2 separate regions of the Homo sapiens genome follow, and region 2 is linked to region 1. The links are chromatin loops, found by intact Hi-C in ENCODE. Cell type or tissue: PC-9. All regions are shown on one strand.

What was found. A loop is a pair of places that touch in the nucleus more often than their neighbours do. Peaks named below come from ENCODE experiments on the same cell type or tissue, not always from the same donor. Only the 100,000 strongest peaks of a DNase experiment are listed, where the experiment ranks them.
Region 2: it touches region 1 in a loop (9-fold over the local background); 5 of 110 quality-filtered maps call a loop at or near these places.

The regions. Positions count from the first base shown.
Region 1 is chr3:188,816,396-188,818,895 of GRCh38, forward strand. All of the region lies in intron 9 of LPP (LIM domain containing preferred translocation partner in lipoma), which reads left to right. Among named protein-coding and RNA genes, the nearest start is that of MIR28, 130 kb to the left of the region's middle. In PC-9, no CTCF peak of the experiment used is centred here; a DNase peak (open chromatin) is centred at 1,386; H3K4me3 peaks cover 586 bases; H3K27ac peaks cover 2,415 bases.
Region 2 is chr3:187,737,647-187,740,146 of GRCh38, forward strand. All of the region lies in intron 1 of BCL6 (BCL6 transcription repressor), which reads right to left. Among named protein-coding and RNA genes, the nearest start is that of BCL6-AS1, 4.8 kb to the right of the region's middle. RefSeq lists an enhancer at 471-1,450 and a silencer at 1,952-2,127. In PC-9, CTCF peaks have their summits at 1,329, 1,530 and 2,426 (motif pointing right); DNase peaks (open chromatin) are centred at 1,395, 2,027 and 2,285; H3K4me3 peaks cover 1,597 bases; H3K27ac peaks cover 318 bases.

The sequences.
Region 1 (2,500 bases):
TTTCACCATGTTAGCCAGGATGGTCTTGATCTCCTGACCTGGTGATCCACCTGCCTTGGCCTCCCAAAGTGCTGGGATTACAGGCGTGAGCCACCATGCCCGGCCTGAATGATTCCTTCTCATCTTCTGGGAGGTTTTTCTGACTTGCTTTCTCAATTCCACTCTCTTAGGCAGAGCTTATACCTCCCTTCATGTATGTTACATGTACATGTATTGAGTCAGTGCATCCTCCTAATGAAACTTTTCCTGAGATCTCTCTTATTTACTTTCTTCCTTTTCTGAAATTCTCTGCTATTTAGATTCAGTGCCAAAGAAATTGACATTTTTATTTACTTGCTGAGGAATAAACAGAACTCGAAAGGATTTGGGAACCCAAGACCAAGTTTTATGAAATAACTAATCTTGTCTTCCTAAATACTATAAAAATCTTATATAATCCCTAATACTTAGCATAGTGCTAAGCACCGAATAGGAATACAAGAAATATTGCAATGATCTGAATTGCTTACAAAATATTGACAACAACTTCTTCATTGGTAAAGAAAAGCTGCTTTTGACCTTTTTTTCTTCCTCAAGAGTAAGTAGTGAGAAGCATAAAGTACCCAAGAGTTTCTTTGCCTTTTTGATTGTTGCATGGAAACAAGTATTTGCAAATAATTAAGATGGGAAAATTTGGCTCCTTGAAAAGGCAGGACTGCTTTCAGATATATTTGAAATGAACTTATACAGAAGCCAACATGGTTATCAGAGCAATTGGGTCTATTTCCTATCATCTCTTCATGATATCTTGTAAAAATGCCCTGTGTTGAGAGCACTGGTGATCATAGCAGTGGGGTTGGAGTAGAATCTGGTGCGTTTCTTCCTCTACAGATCTCCTAATAGCACTTGCCCTGTTTTCACAGAGCCTTATCAAAGTTTGATGTAGACTCCAGTGTGTAGTAGTGGGCAGTGACCTACCAGATGACCTCTTTGAACAAGAGCTAGTTTGAGCCAGTGTATAGCTCTGAATCGATGGAAGATCCATTTTCAAATTTCAAAAGGGCTGTTAAAACACTTAGTTCTGTATTATAGAGATACACAAATGGATATAACAAACTGGATGTCTCTTCTGCAGCTGTTTCAATTCGTATGCCATGTTTTCTATCCTTCTTGCTCCTGGCAATTTTCTTTCCTGAAGCATATCACACCTTCTTACATTTGACAAGCATTTTCACAGCTACTGCCACTCCCTGCTGCCAAACAAAACCCAGCCCTGTTTGAATTCTTGAGGGCTGAGGGATGGAGAGGAGACCTGTTTGACTTTGAAATGGTTTTAACGTCACTTTGTATACAGAACAAAAATGGAAAACCAGATCCTGTGTTTGTCTAAAAACTAAAATTTCAAAACCTAACCTGAGGTGGAGAAACAGATACTACAGGGCAAGGAAATGTCTGGGCTCACCGCAAAGGAATGCAGCAAGGGAACCACCTGCAGACACCTGTTTAAGAGTTTACGTTTTTGTTCTTCCACACGATTATTATCTTAGTATCTCAACTGGCTATACATGCTTTTAGGAAAGTTGCAGGGATCATATTCTAAGGCGTATCAAATATGTTCAGAGTGCAAGCATGAGCAGAATCTCTCCTCTCTGCTAGTGAGGTCCTGTAGGTCTACAAGTTACTAACTTCAGGCTTACAGAATGTTAGAAGTAACGGGTGCATATCCTGTAATCAATCCCGGTATTGAGCAAACAGGCACAAATGACACCCAGCAAGAAAAATGACTTGCTCAAGACACCACAGCAAGTTCATGGTTTTCTGAACTGAATTCCAAGTTTCATAACTTCTAATTAATCCTCCTTTTTTTCCCCCAGTACAGCTAATATGCTTTTTGTGAATAATAACATATAATAGGTGTAATCTGTCAGAACTATTTAATAGTTGATAGTATGTATCCTCAGTTTATTGAGGTTCAAGCTCTTCTGAGTATTATAATACTTTCTATTGGTATTTTCTCTCTTGAGCTATTCCCTACCTTGAATCTTTCAGACTAGAGATTTCAGAAGATTACGTAGTGTCTGTGACTTCAACTACACATGGATAGTCCACAGGACTCTGGACTTTCACGGTTCCATGTCAGTTGGACAGGTGTTACTCTAAGGCCCTGCAAAAATATAAAGTAGTTTGAGAATCACTCTCCTGTTAATCTTCAGTAAAATTCTGAGCTATTTATATGTGAGATTGAGAGGCAGCTTGGTAGGATGGAAAGAGTTTAGACTTTGTAGTTCTACTGCCCCAGGTTTGTATCCCAGCTTTATTTCCTAACAGTGTAGCCTTGGGCAAATTGCTTAACCTCTCCGAGGCTCAGTTTCTTCAAATAAAAAAATGGAATAAGCCTTCCCTTGCAGAGTTGTTAATATTATATGAACGTTATATATGTGAAGTGCCCAACTCCTTGCAAATACCTAATATACACCAGCTTCCTTCCCAGGCTTTTGCTGGTCAGATCTGGTTTCCACTT
Region 2 (2,500 bases), 1.1 Mb before region 1:
GCAAGGCGCGACGGAGGCTTTGTGGTATGACCGTGGCGGCCCTTAATTTAGTTACATTCAAATAAAACTTTTGGTGCACCTCGGTAGCTAACATTGTGTGTATGCCTTTTTTTTTTTTTTTTTTTTTTTCCTGTTACGCCGTCAATGCAGCAGGCAATGAGGGGAATGACACAGCCCTCTCATTCCCGGAACGTAGTCAATCTCGGCTCTGCGGATTTCACAGAACACACTTTGCCTATTGCCGGCTCCAACAAGAAGTAACTTTCCAGGAAGCTGCCGGCCCCGGCAGCCGCCAGGATCGCTGCCTGCGCTGCGCTGGCCGCCGGGGATTCACCCAGGGAGGCGGGGCCGCTGGGGAAGGCTCGCGGGGAATACAGCACACTTTCCCCTAAATCCCTCGTCCGCGCCGAGTGCAGGGCTCTCAGAGTTCACCTAGTCCCACCTCTCACCCACAACAGTTTATAAATGGGGAAGGTCAGACAAGTTAGTAGCAGAGCTGGGTCTAGAACCCAGGAGTTCGAATACAATCCGAGGCTCATATCGAGACTTTAAGTTGTCCGATTCCGAAGTTTATTTGCTTTTTTCCCTCTTTTTGCCTTCCATTCTCCCTCACCCCCGTTCTTTTAGGGGAATGTTTGAGCGAGACTTCAAGGTCAAAAGATGGAGTCCCTAGGGGCTGAGGGTCTCCATCATAGGCGCCCCAGGCAAGGTTGGAGAAAAACTAAACAGAAAGCCCCTTCCGCCTACGTTGGCAAGAACGGGAACCCAGCTCCACTTGGTTTCCGCCCAAAGTCTTTAGAACAGGAGCTGCCAAGCCGTAAGGATTTCCGAATCCGATTTCCCCGAAACCGTAGAGACACAGCTTGGACTCGGCAAAGGCCGGGGCCCCGACCCCTGCGCGCGCACTGGCACTCTCCAAAGTTGCCTCGCCTTCCTGTGGCCCTCCCGGGAATTATAACCCCCGGGTGCCATGTCCTAATTGGTCTCGGTAGCAGGCTCCGGGGTGCGCTTTCGGGGGCTAGGGGACAGCGAAAGACTCAGCCACAAAGGCCGCAGTCTGGTCCTAAAACTAGCCAGTGGCGTCACACTGCGCCGCTCATCCCTTCTGCGGCAAGCGGAAGGGTCAGAGTCGGTCTGCAAAGAACGAGCCTTTGGCCTCAAAATCCTACATTGAGGCTTTCTCACCCCTTCGCCCGGTGGGATAAAGGTGAAAGAGACGGTTGGGATTTAATAAGGGGTAGGGATGAGAATCTGGGAAGTTAAAATGAAGTAAGTGCATTTATTGGAAATTAGGAGTCCCGTGGTTCCGGGAGCTCAAACCGAATGGTGTTTTTACCGCTGCCTAACGCTAGAGAGAGCCCTCCATCAAGGTTTGAAACCGTCAACCCCTTTCTCGCCCCTCCCCTCCTTCCCATTGACCTAGTTTGGCCAGAGCCTCCCGATTTGGAGAATGCCTTCCGCCCTTCCCCCCTCCTCTCCAGCCAGAGAGGCTACAGAGGCTGTTGGATTATTGGTAATCTAATAACTCCAATAACCCGCTGAAAAATCCAAAGGGAAATCTGAAAGTGTAAAGCACTGTTTAGGGACAAGGACAAGGAATTTTAATAAGGCTGCAACTGCCGTAGTGAACCCCGCATCAGGGGCCCTGCCGTGGGGCTCCCGGTCTCAGCAGTGTTTCAGCCAACTAGCTGCACGGCTGCAGACACCACCGTGGTCCGGCGGCAGGGGGTGAGGTCAAATCGCGGAGCTGTTTTTATTCTTGGGGGAAAACACTCTTCGCCCTCTTGGCTGGGGAACGGGAGGGTGCAGGAGACGACAGTAAATAAAAGCGAATTTGATAACGCGATGGCCTCGACAGCCGCTTTGGATAACCGAGGTGTTCGGGGACATTGTGTCCTGACTTTCATTTCTATCACGTTTCCTGCCAACAGTGCTCTTGCAAGCCTGCAAGCTTCTAGGAAATGCAATAAAACAGAGGGATGTGTTTTATCATCAAGATCTGAAGAGGAGTTGCAGAAGGGACGTTCCCCATACGCTCAGCGCGAGACAGCCTTCCAGAAGGGCCCGAAGACAATGCCAGCAAATCGCGTCCCGGAGCAGAGATCCCTCGGCCGTCCTGGCTGGACTGGGCTCAGCCTTTGCAAAAAGGCTGGCGGGGGAGGGGAGAAGCATGATCTCCTCAAGCAAACAATGCCTTTAAAAATCCGATCTGGAAAGAAGTCAGCCAAGGTCCTTATTCACGTTAATGAAGATGGAAGGCACTAACTGTCCTTGGAAAGCGATGAGTCAAACTTGACCGCGCTTCAAACTCGTTCCCAGATTCGTTTCCAGTCCGAACAGAGGCGCGTTTCTCCGACGCGGCCTCCGACGGCTCCCGCAGTGGGAGGGGCCGAACTCGATCCCCGCCGACCCGGGCGGGGGCGACGGCGCTGTCTCCCCCTGCAGAGCGCGCCTGCTGCCGCTAGGGGCCGCCAGCATGCGGACGCGCGTTTGCCATCTT